Regions from separate parts of the Homo sapiens genome. Here regions 1 and 3 are each linked to region 2. The links are chromatin contacts, found by Hi-C or POLR2A ChIA-PET in ENCODE. All regions are on one chromosome and are shown on one strand. The core of a region is the stretch at or near the end of the contact, and the rest is flanking DNA. Distances in the headings are between cores, read along the strand shown. Region 1 has its middle 4.0 kb from the start of GDF11. Region 2 holds the start of HNRNPA1 (heterogeneous nuclear ribonucleoprotein A1). Region 3 holds the start of EIF4B (eukaryotic translation initiation factor 4B).

Region 1 (4,810 bases), core at 1,788-4,287, 1.5 Mb before region 2:
CCTGTAGTCCTAGCTGCTGGGGAGGCTGAGGCAGGAGAATGGCGTGAACCTGGGAGGCGGAGCTTGCAGTGAGCCGAGATCGCGCCATTGCACCCCAGCCTGGGCGACAGAGTGAGACTCCGTCTCAAAAAAAAAAAAAAAAGAAAAGAAAAGAAAATGTTTGAAGGAATCAGGTCTTGCTAATTTCCTGGCATTCACAATGTTTATTTAATAAATGGATGAACTTTATTATTGGGCTTCTCAGAATAGAGGGGCATTGGTTTCCTCTCTGGAATTAAAGCCCAATAACATATCTTAAAGTTGGCTTGGCATAGGCATCAGGAGCACCAGACATAAGGATAGAGTTGGGTTGAGGAACTGGAGTAAAATAAGGGAAGAAACTGGGGATCCAGGTATGAGGGGAGGAGGTTGGGTAGGGGTTAGGAGGACCAAGCTGGGGAGCTTTGAAGAGACAATCCATTTCCATGGGTAACAGAAACTGAAAACAAAACAGACTGGAACAAAAACTTAGCTTGTTCCCTCCCTTGCTTTCAACCAAGACATGGGCATTTCAGCATTTCATCAAGTTTCTTAATCTATAATATGGGGCCACAATTCCTACCCTTAACTGGTTGTGGGGATTACATATAAGCAATCAATAGTGGCCTTCATGGGCTTCTTCTCCTTCATGATTCTTCCTTTCCTTTCTGATTTTCCAGAGCAGCGATTGCCTTTAGCACATATTCTGGCATATCCTATTTTCTAAAATGTTTCTCTGTCATTTCTTCAGCAAAATTGGAAAGGCTGTGAGAGCAAAGTTGGTGTCACCTCCTTCTTCTCCCTTAGAGAAGGTAGTACAGGCTTCACTTCCTCACCAAACATGTATCTAGTGGCAGGTACAAAGATAAATGAGATGCAAAAGTAAGTAAGACTCAGCTCCTTTCCTCAGAGAACATATAAACTAGAAAAGACACTAGGTAGGCCGGGCGCGGTGGCTCACGCCTGTAATCCCAATACTTCGGGAGGCCACGGTGGGTGGATCACCTGAGGTCAGGAGTTCGAGACCAGCCTGGCCAACATGGTGAAACCCCGTCTCTACTGAAAATACAAAAATTAGCTGGGCATGGTGATATGCGCCTGTAGTCCCATCTACTCAGGAGGTTGAGATGGGAGAATCACTTGAACCTGGAAGGCGGAGGTTGCAGTGAGCCAAGATCATGCCACTGCACTCCAGCCTGGGCGACAGAGCAAGACTCTGTCAAACAAAAAAAAAAAAAAAAAAAAAAGAAGGAAGGAAGAAAGAAAAGAAAAGAAGAAAAGAAAAAGAAAAGAAAAGAAAAGAAAAGAAAAGAAAAGAAGACATTAAGTAAACAGGACCAGCCAGAACTCTAGGCCAGATGCCTCCTGCATATCTCAATCTGGATGTTTCATGGCACTTCAAATATCACAGGTTAGAGAACCCCTTCTTTCTCCCTAAAATGTGTCCCATCCTGCAGCTTTTCATTTTAGTGAATGACAATCATCCAGGCTAGAAATCTGAATGTCTTGTTTCACCCTTGTCCTCTTGACCATTTCTGAATCTTTGCACAGGTTGTTTCTTCTTCCTAGAACAATTCCCCCTACTACTTCCACTCTCTTCCACCCACCAATCTCTTGGCCAAGTTTACTCTTTCTTCAGGTCTCAGCATAGATCCCATCCAAGAATCCCTTCCTGACTTCGGGTCTAGAGTAGTTGCTTCTCCCAGATATATCTGCACCATTCTGTGAGGTATGGAGATAATCGCCTAGCTTCTAGACTAGAAGTAGGCTGGCTGGGTTCAAGTCCCAGCTCTCTCCCTTTTCTGGTTGTGTAAACTTGGACAAGTTATTAAACCTCTTTATACCTCAGATTCCTCACCTGTAAGATGGGAATAATTATATATATATATAGAGAGAGAGAGAGACGGAGTCTTGCTTTGTCGCCCAGGTTGAAGTACAGTGGCGAGATCTCGGCTCACTGCAACCTCCACTTCCCAGGTTCAAGCGATTCTCCTATCCTCAGCCGCCCGAATAGCTGGGATTACAGGCACGCGCCACCAAGCCTGGCTAATTTTTGTATTTTTAGTAGAGACAGGGTTTCACCATGTTGGCCAGGCTGGTCTTGAACTCCTGACCTCAAGTGATCCACCCGCCTTGCCTCCCGAATTGCTGGGATTACAGGCGTGAGCCACTGTACCTGGCCAAGGATAACAATATTGTACCTATTTCATAAGGTTATGAAGATTAAATGTCTGAAAAACTGTTCTAAATGCATTAGTTATTACTGTTACCCCAACTTACAACGCTCACCTTGGGAGACCAGAGAGAGCAGGAACTTTTTCACCAAAGTATTCCTTAACAGCTTTGAATAAAGAATGAATGAGGCCTGCTAAGTGAACTTGATAAGAGTTGGGTGGGGGAAAGAAGACAGTGTATTTGTATATATGAGGGGTTATTGGTATCTGCCAAATACAGGGAATTGGAGTCAGGAACATTTGAGACAGAAAGGTTTTCTATCTCCTGATAGCCTCCTCAGTTTCCAAGACTAAACTTAATCCAATAAGTGGACAAGACTGCCATCTGATGGTAGAATCTGGAATATCAGCTCCTCGGAGGTGGAACTGAAAGCACGGCTTAAGGGTTTTATTTTTGCATACGTTGTACATTTTCATTTTAGAATTTTAGTTCGAAAAGTTCCATATCATAATGCATTAAGCCTTGTCCTTTCCCCAGCGCCTCCCAGATCTTGCCTATTTCCTTGAGTTCCCTCAGGTTTGGTCCTGTTGGGATCCCCTGAGTTTCAGGAATTAACCCCTGGGAGGTTTCTTTTAGGAGCTTCAGAACTCCAGCTGCCCCAGACTCCCTAAAAATGGGGCACTGGTGGCTTTACGGAAAATAAGTTCGGGGGGATCTGGACATTAGATCTTTCCTTATCCTAGTACATGCTTAGGTTTGGGGCCCCGCCCACTGTCCTAGTCTCCCTGGCAACTGTCTTCCTGCCAAGGGTGCCCCTCTCCCAGAGTTACCCAGGCAACCTTCAGGCCCGCCTTCTTCAAGGTCCTGACTGGTTCATAGCAAATGTGGGTCGCAGCCTAAGGGAGGCATTTAGGCTTAAAATGTATGAGCTGCCGGGAGAGAAGGAGGCTGTGTTCCGGGGGAGGGTATGAGGTTTCAAGACCTGCTAGAGAGAGAGGTGCTTGGGTAGATGGTCTGCTATATCCTCAGGAAGAGCTGCAGCTCCCTGGAGCCTGTCACCGGGGTCTGAGGCCAGAGTTGCCTGGACCATGATCAGAAGTGCTGCTGCCAGAACAGGGGAACCATTGTAAGGGAACCCTGTAAGGGGGGACTCCCGCCACCCTGCACCTTCACCACAATGGCCACCTCCACACCCAAACTGCCTTGTCTATCAGAGCTAGGCTCAGTGGGGAGTAGCTATTTTTCTCCCCTCCCTAGGGAGGATCCCTAATCCTATCTCTTCTTCCTTTTTTCTCCTAAAGTTTCTATTTTGAGGGTCAGTGGACTCATTCTTTGGCACTGCAGGGCTTTCTAAGGAGGGGAGGGGCTACATCTCGTTGAGATGTAGCAGAGGGGAGAGGCTTACTCCCCGGCTCTCCTGCTCTCCCTGCATGTGCCTCTGGGGGAGTGGGGAGGCTATTCTGGGCTAGGGGGTGGTGTGTTAGTAGAGTGGACCCCTTCCAGTCCTCTGCCCACAAATCCTGCAGCTCCAGAGAGGATGTCACTGTAATTACTGTCCTCTCCCACACCACCTTCTAAATCCTATAATTATCTTGCCGGGATCACTTGGCAGTCTTGTTAACCTCTTTAGCCCCAAGGCCCTCTAAGAGAAGTTGGGAGTTGGGAGAAGGGGGCCAAAGAGTTTGCGTTTGGGGTGGGGGGCAGTGTGGCAGGATACAACTGGGGGACTCTAAGAATCATTTGGGGTTATGTCTTCCTTTGCCTCTGGCCTCCCTCCTGCTTATCCCCAATCTGTCCCCTCTCTCCTCATGGCAGGCCAGCTCTACAACTCCACTGGGTGCAAGCTGCTGCTTATCTTCATTCTTGGCCTCCCTGGGGTCCCCACCTCTTCCCTGAGTTCTCACCTACTGCTCCCTCTCTGGGCCCATGGTGGGTCCTCATTACAGGCCCTGTTTCTGGCAGTGGCCAATGCTGCCAGCAGGAGGCACCACTATTCCAGCTGCTGCTCCAGGAAAAGAACGGGTCTAAGTGCAATGTCAGCTTCTCCAAGGACCTTAAAATGCTGGCAGATGGGCTGATCCAGGAGGCGACAAAGCAGTACCTGGGCTGCCAGGTGAGGGAGCTGTTGGGAAGCAGGGGGGAACTGCAGGAGTGTTCAGAGGGAATTCTCTCTCCAGAGGGAATGAAGGAGAAAGCAGAGGGTAGTGAAGGTCAAAGTTGTCAGATGAGGGGCATGTGTGTGTGTGTGAACGGTGAGGGTGTCAGGACGACCAGCGGGTCTGGCTGGGATCTGGGAATGGGAGCCTGAAATTGGTGAGGGCAGGAGAAACTGGTCTGGGCTCTACCGAGGGGTGCCAGCACTCCTCACCCCTAGTTCCCTGGGCTGCAAGACCACATCCATGGGGAACAACCCAACAAATTTGAGAACAGCCTGGGTGAGTCTGCCACAGGCCCTTCTTCTTTGGCAGGTATCTCAGGTCCTCTGCTGCCCCACTGCATCCCCCAGCCTGTGCTAGGCAGCTTCCAGAACCCAGGGGTTCTCTTTGTCATAGCCCTCTCACCACACTGTATTTTTTGTCTGTGCCTATAAGGTTGTAAGCACCCTGAAGGCAGGGAC
Region 2 (4,854 bases), core at 268-2,767:
CTTGCCACTGCCTCGGTCAGTCATGATTTCAATCACTTCAATTTTTCCATACTGTTCAAAATAATCTCTTAGGTGATGTTCTTCAGTGTCTTCTTTAATGCCACCAACAAATATCTTTTTCACAGTTAAGTGGGCACCTGGTCTTTGAGAATCCTAATAGGAGAAAAACCATAGGTTTAGATTAGCAAAGCCTATACTCGAATAAAAAATTTTGGTAAGTTTAGAAAACTCCCGAATCTTAAGTCCATAGCAGCACATATCCAAGTAAGTTTAAGAAGAAGAAGAAAAAAAACCCACTCACTTCTCTGGAGACAGCTCTCTTTGGTTCCACAACTCTTCCATCCACCTTGTGTGGCCTTGCATTCATAGCTGCATCCACCTCCTCCACAGTGGCATATGTGACAAACCCAAAGCCCCTGGAGCGCTTGGTGTTTGGATCTCTCATTACCTGAGAACAGTGTTAATTTATGTAACACAAAGTCTGACCGCAAAAGCTTTTGTCATTTTAACTTTGAATAGGGCAATAGGAAACTTTACACCAGCCTTTTATAAAAAGTCGTCCAGTTTCCCACTACCCTAGATTTAAGAGGTAGCTTTTAAAATCAAAGCAGGACGTTCCTTTGCCAACAAAGCTCTAACTATAATGCTATTAACTACTTTCATAAGCATTCGGAGAAGACTGCACCAAGATAAGCCAAGGAAATCGGCTGTTTTACTGCTTTGTCCCTTCCAAATCTTACCACACAGTCCGTGAGCGTTCCCCATTGCTCAAAATGGCTCCTCAGGCTCTCATCAGTTGTTTCAAAGCTCAACCCTCCAATGAAGAGCTTCCTCAGCTGTTCGGGCTCTTTAGGAGACTAGAGTGGGGGGAGGGGGAAGTGTTAAATGGGCTACAACACGAAACAATTTCCATCGAGGAAAAGAAAAACTAGACACCAACTGTGTACCTAGCACTTATTGTTCGTTCAGGTCGCAACAAGACACGTGCTTCTGCCTATCAAGGGAGGCCGTATGCTGGAGTTGGGAGTGCTAGGAAATCGCAAGCGCATGCGTCCCTAGTCGCCTTCCGACGCACGCGCAACAAAGGCTTGGGCGGTAGGGGTGCATCTCCACAATGGGACTAATCGCTCTTTAGAAAACTCGCTCACCAAGGCAAGGTTTAAAAAAAGACAAAGATCCTGTGTGCCTAAGAATTTTGCTACGAGTAACGAGTCCCGCATGATAACTCATGGTTGGCGGAGAGCGGCCTCATGGCGATCAAGAGGACAAAATGGCGACTTGAACTTTGGGAGGGGTAGGCCGTGGCAGCGACCGAAGGAACTGTAGAATGGGCTGGTGCAAGGAACGAAACCCAGCAGCATCTTACCGATTCAGGAAAGGGAGAGGAAAAAATTCAAGTGGGAAAGCGCGCCTAACTCACCTCTGACTTAGACATGACGGCAGGGTGAAGAGAGACTTTAACGATGCTTCTTCGGCGGCGTCCACGGGCAGAAAGGAGCAAGCTGACGAACGTATCTGCCAGCCTACCTTCGCCCTCTCTTTTTTACCCCGCCTCCTCGCTTTCGGCATTGGTAGACTCCGCCCTGGAACAGCTCTGATTGGATACTTGAAATCGCTTCCCCCTGCTATTGGCCTGTGGTGCCACATTGCTGTGTAACGTCATTCCTTCGGTCGTTCTACGCCGTCTCCACCCCTTGGAGTCCATTGGTTCCCGAGTAATGTTATTGTTAACCAGTCTGATTGGCCAACCGACCAATCATTCACATTTGAATCTACCTTGGGTGTTTAACATCTTTTTAATCTTCCACGCGCAAATATTACAGTCAAGTCGCTTGGCAAAGCATGATTAACACTATGTATTAGACAAGCAGCCAGGAGGTAACAATTTTTTTGCAATGAACTCTTGTTGACCGCACGTGTAGTAAAATGGCGAGTTTTGCGCAGGCGCATTAAGAAGTTCCACCTGCCTCTGAGAACACGTGAAATGGCGGGCAGGAGTAGGCAGTGAACCTACGGCGCCTGCGTGTTGGCGGGAGTTTGTCCTAGCTTTGCGCATGCGTAGTGGGCGGAGAAAAAAGGTCCGGTCCCAGGATTGGTTGCGCAGGCGCAGGGAAGGATCCGTTTTGGCGGGCGGTTGGCGTTGCGCAGAAGGCGGCGGCGGTGGTGGCTTGTGGTGCGGCCTCACCATACAGGAACAGGGCAGACGTTAGCGTGAGTGATCACTCTCAATCCCGGGTAAGTGGCAGACAGTCTTATCTACCCATAGTAGGTCTTGAACTGACTCCATTTGGGCCCGTTATTGTGTGAAATGAATGGACGGCGGGGTGGGGGGATAGTGAAGGGGCAGCGGTGGGTCGGGCCAACCAATAGAAGAACAGGGGGCGGGATGTTTTAATCCCCGTAGGTTCTTTGGAGCTGTGCAGCCGAAGACTTTGACTGGCTTGTGTATAGGCCAATTGGGTCTGCCTTGAGCTGCCGACTGATCGGCCCTTGGGCCATCGGAATGTGGGAGACGGGTTTTCCCCTTCTGAGCAGCGTCTCACTGAGCCAGTGAGCAGGAAGCGCGCGGTAGGTTGGGCTTCTCCAGGAGGCAGCGGTTTGACTCCAATGGGGAATGCGGGATCGGGCGGTTAAACGGATGGAACGAATCTGGAACCAGTAGACGGACAGCCTAAGGAAAGCGCTGGGACCAGTCGTCCAATCGGCTCTCCAAAAGAGGGAGGTCTTCGATTTGGGGTTGTGAGGAAGGGGAGTCGGTGCCTGTAATGGCGTGTGAGGGTGGATGTTTTATCCACGATGACTTCTCTAACGAAGCCTTTAGGCCTCAGTCCCATACACCTCCTTGAAAGCGTAAGTTTGCTCCTGTATTCCTCGACTTGAGCATTTTTCCCCCGCCCCCTCACCACTTGAGGTTTGGGGAACAGGAGTTGTTTTTTTTTGTTTGTTTGTTTTTAAATAATACTTTCAGAAGTCGCTTCTTTAGGAAGACTGTTAAAATGTTAGAACGAATGGGAGAAATCTCTATGTACTGTCATGGAAAGGCGTTCAAGAAATATCTCCTTCCTGATAGTGCATATTTCTACTGACAAATATGTTTGTAGGTCCACAGAAAAGTTTTGGAAAGCTACACACCAAAGTGTCAATCCTAGGGACACAGTAGGATCGAGGCAGATTAGATCTTTAATGTTTAAAACTTTGCAAGGTTAATAATTTGTGATTAAAATTAAATAAAAAATGAAGTCGATTGTTTTGTGTTTCTAGTCATAATCACATACTTACAACCCCTTTTCTGTTTTATGTAATCCATGTGCCCAGTGCTTTTATTTTAGTCTCTTTCTCCCGGGAACTTTCATATATTTCTTTTCTTTACACCATTGAAGATATCCTAAAGTCCCTCTTTTTGCTGTTCCTTTGAGGATATCTGACTTTGGAATAAAAAAGAAACAAAGAGGGTAATATTTAGGGTTCTGGGGACAGAAGATTCATCCATCACCTGGATTATTCCTTGCCTTTTAATTAGATTTCCTTCGAAGTGTGTTTTACATGCAGTCTATCTCCTTTTGGTAATGCCCACTCTGCTTATTCCAGGATCTTTTGGAGAAATAAATAAATTTTGATAACATTGGCTGTATCAGAGTCTTACTGCTTTATTCAATAATTTATTCAGGATCAAGGGAAAATATTTAAATACTGAAAATCAACTACCTATGAAATACACTTATAATTAGAGACCTTTCCGACTTTATACCAAAGACAGACGATTTTAATAGCAGTTTATGAACAGAGGAGAGATTTCCATGTTCTCTGGCACTAGCAAAAGGACAAACCTATAATTTATACCTGGCTGTAAACCTATTTGTAGGTATGCTAGTAATGGAGTTGCTGAGCTTCTGAGAACTAAAGTGATACTGGTTAAGGGTATCTGTCCTGGATTTATTTAGGTTTGGAAGGAATACAGTCTTGACCTACAGCAAGGTTTCTCAGCATTAGCACTGTTGGTATTTTGAGGCAGATAATTCTTTGTTGAGGGTGCTCGGAGTGTCCTGTGCATAGTAAAATATTTAGCAACATTCCTGGCCTCTACCCACTGTATGCCAGTAACATCGCATCACTCGCCACATCCCCATTTGTGACAGATTGTTTCCAGACATTGCCAAATGTCCGGGGAGGTAGGGATGGGGGATAAAATCTCCCTTGGTTGAAAACCATTCATTTAAAATACTGGAGTATGCAGGGCACAGTTTCGTGTTCCTGTAGTCCCAGCTACTCTGGAAGCTGAGGCTGAGGTAGGAGGCTTGAGTTCAGGAGGTCAAGGGTGCAGTGTGAGATGATTATGCCTGTGCATAGCCACTGCACTCCAGTCTGGGCAGCACAACAAGATCCCATTGCTAAAAAAATAAAAATAGAACACTAGAGTTTATTATTTTTTCAAAATCCATTATTTTACCAATTGGAAAATAGGTAAAGGTGAGAAGATGGTTGAAATGTTTAGGGAGTGGCCTTTGGTAAATGGATCACTAAATCCTGATGTTATCTCCTTAGATACAGAATTGATCATTGTTCCATTTAATAAAAGGAAATTTTTATTAAAATTTTTACCACTTGGTCTGGCGCCGGTGGCTCATGTCTGTAATCCCAGCACTTTGGGAGGCCAAGGTGGGCGGATCACTTGAGGCCAGGAGTTTCAGACCAGCCTGGCCAACAAGGTGAAACCCGTCTCTACTAAAAACAAAAATTGGGCTGAGCGTGGTGGCTCATGTCTGTAATCCCAGCACTTTGGGAGGCCGAGGCGGGTGGATCACTTCAGGTCAGGAGTTTGAGACCGGCCTGGCCAACATCGTGAAACCCCGTCTC
Region 3 (5,065 bases), core at 1,842-4,341, 1.3 Mb after region 2:
AGCTTACATATGTTATTTCCAATTTTAAAGTTTGTTTTTGTTTTTTTTTTTTGAGACGGAGTCTCGCTCTGTCGCCCAGGCCGGAGGGCAGTGGTGCAATCTCAATTCACTGCAACCTCTGCCTCCTGGATTACAGGCGTGAGCCACCACGCCCAGCCCAAAACCCCGCTAATTTTTGTATTTTTAGTGGAGACTGGGTTTCACCATGTTGGCCAGGCTGGTCTCGAACTCCTGTTCTCAGGTGTTTCACCCACCTCAGCTTCCCAAAGTGCTGGGATTACAGGCATGAGCCACTGCACCCTGCCCAATTTGAAAGCATTTTAAATGTTAACCTGTATCAAACGCATTTGATTCCCTCTAGGTAAGGGGACAGCAGATAAATAATGACCACTTTCCAGATAAAGAAACTGAGATTCAAGCGGTAACTGGCTTATTACTGGCAAGTCTACTAAAGTAGTCACAATGAAAATTTAAGAAAAATGAAAAACTTCGTATTTTTAAGATTTTTTTTTGAAATGGAGTCTTGCTCTTTTGCCCAGGCTGGAGTGCAATGGCACAATCTCGGTTCACTGCAATCTCCCCCTCCCAGATTGAAGCGATTCTCCTGCCTCAGCCTCCGGAGTAGCTGGGATTACAAGCACGCGACACCACGCCCAGCTAATTTTTGTATTTTTAGTAGAGACAGAGTTTCACCATGTTGGTCAGGTTGGTCTCCAACTCCTGACCTAGTGATCCGCCCGCCTCGACCTCCCGAAGTGCTGGGATTACAGGCGTGAGCCACCGCGCCCGGCCTTTAAGAATTCTTTTTAAGAAGCAAAGCAAGGAATTAAGTGTACTGGCTCAATGTATCAAGTTTCTAGGAATTCAAACTATCCTCATTCTATAGTTAGTTCTGAGACCTACCTTAGTTCTTGAAGGTCAATAATGGATCACACTGGAAACTGGTATTGCTGCAAAGAATTTTTTGGTCTCATTTAACAGTAAAAGAGGCGTATGAAGTTGTTTTATGTATTTTCACACAGAACACATAACATCCATTTCCCACATCAGGGAATACTGGTTACTTCACAAAGCCAGTGTGACTGGAAAGAGGAGCGGGGAAACAATCCGATAAACCCCAGATTCCTCAAGAACAGACTGAAAGATGTGACTTGTGCTCAGATACCAGTACCAGCTAAAAAGATTTACTGAAGTGAATTAAAGGAGATGAGGGTTTTCAAGGGGGTAGAGTAAATATGGAAGAACAAGAGAATGGGACGTCAGAGTAAATCCCTTTTATCAGTCTGGATTTCCCTCAACTCGGTAAAACGAAGGACATGAATTGCTGTCCTATGTTCCGCCTCTAAAAATTACACAAAAGTTAAGAAAACACAGATTTTCTTCACTAAATTACGATACTAAACTGTTAAGGTGGCAAATCCAGACCAAGTAAGTACTTTAAGCAATGGTTAGTTTAAAATATATTTAGGACTTTTACTAGCCCACTGGAGAAAAAAATATGAACATTTTTGTAAACTTCAGATGCTTTCGGGCAGCGTCCTAAACTGATGATGACACCTTGATACTTTTAAGTTGCTAAGGAGTCTCAAAGATTATGACCTTGCTCTGCCAGCTGAGAGCAGTGTGGCCTTAAATAATATTCCTTAGCTGAGAAATACCACTAGCTCTCTGCAGTACCTCAGGATGGAAGGAGACAACATGCACAAAAGTGCTTGGTCAACTGTCAAGCGTTACACCAATGAAAGATGTTCAAATGCACCTCAAATTTCTCAACATTTTCCAAAGCCAACCAAAACCCTTAGCTTCTTTGTAATAGAGACGATGAATTACTAGGTAAGAAATGAGCACCCAGAGATAGAAGTTCAAATAATGTTTTGAAGAATGCAAGGTCATGCCAGAGAAAACAAACTATATTCCTCAAACTAAAATCAATGCTACAAGATGTTGGGTCATCACTGCTTTTATAAGCCCATTAGAAATGTAATTAGACTTGCAAGGCACTGATACTCCCCTCCAAGGTTGTCTAAAGAAGTAAGCAACTCCAGCCATTAGTAAGCACTATTTTAAAAGTACCTGCTGGTAGTTGCACAGTTACCTTAAAAAAAAAAAAAAAAAAAAAAAAAAAAGGCTGAAATCTACCATTGGAGCTATCCAAATTCAACCAACATGGAAGCGCCGGAAGCGAAACCTGATCCTGGCATATAGCTGCGCTGAGTAAAAAATGCCTCCAATTGAGTATGAGAAAAAAGCCTAGAAGGAAATCTAGGTGCACACCGGTGCTTCTCCAACACGTGGGCGCACCTAACTGGATTCCCCACCCCCATCTAACGCCAATAGCACCAACCTCCAAGGCTAACACACACACCCTTAGAAGAATACAGGCACAGGGCCCACACTCTAGAAAGGGAAGAGACAACCTAAAAGGACATAAGTGCGCAACACAGGCGCGTTAAAAAGCTTCCCATCTGGGTTCTAGCGCACGCATTGAAGGCGCGCCCGTCTCTACTACCCTCGTGTCTCCTACCGCGCACGCGCACCGCTGCCTTCCCCCGCCCCTCCACCAACTCGCGCTCGCGTTCCAACTGCTCCCCCCCACCACACTTACTCCCCTACCCCCCACTCCGGTCCGCTACAGCCTCGCGCCTTGGAGACGTAGTCTAATGTGCACTCGTCCGCGCAGCAACCGCCTCCTTCCTTCCTCCACGCCTTCACGCGGGCACGGTGATTCACGTCTACGAAAAGGCCTCGCACCACCCGCACACCTTTCTGCGCCTCCTTCCCCAATTCAAGCCAGAGTCTACCATTACTGCCTATTCCAATCTCGCGCAGAAAGGGTGAAAAGAGTGTGAGGGGGAGGGGAAGGTGTCCTTCCCCTCCCCCCCAAACATCCAGAGGCAGTAACCTAACAGGGCCACGCCGCCAGCCTGCCGCAGCCCTCAATTCAGAAAGGAACCAGTGCCAGCAATTCCCCGACTTCAGGAAATCAGTGGATCACGCTCGGAGGGGGGTTTCAGAGCCCAGTCCTTGGCCGCGCTCGGCTGCTCGCTCACCTGAGGCCGCCATGTTGGGAGAGGGAAAGAGAACGCAAAAGACCCGGATGAGGCAATCACGTGATTATAGCGGGCGCGTCGAGCTAGGAGACGCGAAGCTGGGAGGGGGCGGGGAGGTGAGGACGGAGACAGGAGGCGGGGCGGCGCTGCTCTAGGTTCGTAAAGCTGCGCGGCGAGGTGGCACGCCGTCCGACGGGAAGACATGCGCGACATGTGGCCAAAGGGGCGGGGCCTGGGTTGTCGCGAAACCCCTCACGCTTTACGTAGGGCTACACGCGAGCGCGGGGCTGGAGCTGAGTCCTGGCCGGCCTCCTGACGCACAGACTTCCTGCCGGAAGAGTGGCGGGAAGGGCGGGGCTTCGCTGCTGCTTCTGCTTACTCTGCACGGAGCCGGTGATGGGTGTGGCGAAATGGATGTGCTGAAAGGGAAGATTCTGAGTTTAATGTACTTTTTTGAGACGGAGTTTCGCTCCTGTTGTCCGGGCTGGAGTGCAATGGCGTGCGCGACCTCGGCTCATTGCAACCCCCGCCTCTCGGGTTCAGGCGATTCACCTGCCTCAGCCTCTGGAGTAGCTGGGATTACAGGCGCCCACCACCATTCGCTGCTAGTTTTTTGTATTTTTAGTAGAAACGGGATATTTCACCATATTGGCCATGCTGGTCTTGAACTCCTGGTCTCAGGCTATCCACCCGCCTCGGCCTCCCAAAGTGCTGGATTATAGGCGTGAGCCACCGCGCCCGGCCTAGTTTTTAAAAGCCACATCAGAAATCACTGATTTTATTTTTATTTATTTTTATTTTTTGAGACGGGGTCTCGCCCTGTCTCCCAAGCTGGAGTGCAGTGGCGCGATCTCGGCTCACTGCAGCCTCAACCTCCGGGGCTCAAGCAGTTCTTCCACCTCAGCCTCCTGAGTAGCTGGGACCACAGGCGAGTGCCTCCAGGACCAGCTAATTAAAAAAAAGTCTTTGTGTGGAGACAGAGTGGCGGGCTTGGGGGGGGCGGTGTGTCTCCCTGTGTCGCCTGGGCTGGTCTCGAACTCCTGGACTCAAGCATTCCTCCCTCCGAGGCCTCCCACAGTGCCGGGATTACAGGCATCAACCACTGTTTGTTTTCAAATTACTTTTTGTAAAGGCAAAACAAATCGAACGTCTTGTGTAAGAATGGTTTTAATGAGGCATATTTAGACGGAATAAGAAGGTAACAAATGCTGAACACTTAATTGTCATGGGCTTTTACCTCATTTAATGGTCCAATTTGCTGACTAGGTTTAGTCCAACTTAGGCCTTTAGGATTTCTGAGACTAGGGCTATTCATGCTTCCCCTAGCTGATGTTCCATTTCATTCATTAAATGAAAATTTTTGTTTCCCACCGTGTGCCAGGCACAGACACTTGCGGGTACAACATGGAATAGAACTGTCCCAAAAGAGGTTATATTCTAGTGGGGGAAGGACAGATAATAAGCAACTAATAAAATATTACAACAAGTATTCTGTGAGTAATTAAAACAAGGTGGTGTAATAAGTTATTAGGTGCAACTTTAGATTGCCTGTCAGAGTAGACCTCTGAGGAAGTGACATTCAGACAGAGGTCTAAATTACAAGCTGCCATCCCTGGGAATGTCTTCTGAAGAGGTTTAGGAGAAGACAGGATGCGCAGTTGGGTTTGCTGCAATATGGTGAGGGCAGGGGAGGGAGGAGTGGTACAGGATGAATCTTGAGAGAGAGGGGCTGGATCATGTGAGGCTGATCATGTGAGGGGATTGGGAAAGTGTGGAATGATTTAAGGCAGAGAAATGTCATGAGTTGAAATAAAATTTTAAAAAGGATTACTTAGTATCCTGATGTGAGTGGTGGTTACATGGGTGTATATCTAGAATTCGTATACTTAAGATTTGTGAATACTTAAGATTTGTGTACTTTATGTAAGTCACGCGTTAATTAGAAAAAAAGAGATTACTCAGGCTACTGAATGGAGAGTGCAATTGTCAGAGGTGTTTGAACCGGAGCAACTCCT

What was found. Hi-C counts contacts between places; a loop is a spot of excess contacts on that map. ChIA-PET counts read pairs that join two places held with the same protein, here RNA polymerase II (POLR2A). Pooled maps may share reads with other maps.
Region 1: a pooled map shows a loop between it and region 2 (5-fold over the local background). The contact joins the enhancer-like site here to the promoter of HNRNPA1 in region 2. A Hi-C loop is called at or near these places in 4 of 50 pooled maps. POLR2A ChIA-PET finds 5 or more read pairs at or near these places in 2 of 52 experiments (WTC11 and common myeloid progenitor, CD34-positive).
Region 3: a loop to region 2 is called in a pooled map, with 32 times the contacts of the local background. The contact joins the promoter of EIF4B here to the promoter of HNRNPA1 in region 2. A Hi-C loop is called at or near these places in 1 of 37 single-sample maps with no recorded cell type and 10 of 50 pooled maps. POLR2A ChIA-PET finds 5 or more read pairs at or near these places in 2 of 52 experiments (CD4-positive, alpha-beta memory T cell and activated B cell).

Annotation. Positions count from the first base shown.
Region 1 is chr12:55,736,743-55,741,552 of GRCh38, reverse strand. No RefSeq gene overlaps it. Among named protein-coding and RNA genes, the nearest start is that of GDF11, 4.0 kb to the left of the region's middle. RefSeq lists an enhancer at 3,048-3,367. Within about 2 kb of position 3,037, at least 35 of the 41 ENCODE cell types and tissues checked have a DNase peak (open chromatin) inside an H3K27ac peak, as active enhancers do.
Region 2 is chr12:54,277,389-54,282,242 of GRCh38, reverse strand. It overlaps HNRNPA1 (heterogeneous nuclear ribonucleoprotein A1), which reads right to left and starts at 1,517. Exons shown (of 11, transcript NM_031157.4): 1 at 1,421-1,517; 2 at 741-857; 3 at 302-448; 4 at 1-153. The coding sequence starts at 1,435. It overlaps CBX5 (chromobox 5), which reads left to right and starts at 2,121. Exons shown (of 5, transcript NM_012117.3): 1 at 2,121-2,235. It overlaps SCAT2 (S-phase cancer associated transcript 2), which reads right to left. Exons shown (of 2, transcript NR_157844.1): 2 at 3,180-3,591. RefSeq lists enhancers at 238-996, 1,739-1,798, 1,809-1,898, 2,189-2,238, 1,757-2,516 and 1 more and a cis regulatory region at 422-2,722.
Region 3 is chr12:53,004,482-53,009,546 of GRCh38, reverse strand. It overlaps EIF4B (eukaryotic translation initiation factor 4B), which reads right to left and starts at 3,091. Exons shown (of 15, transcript NM_001417.7): 1 at 3,051-3,091. The coding sequence starts at 3,063. RefSeq lists enhancers at 2,233-2,976, 2,977-3,720.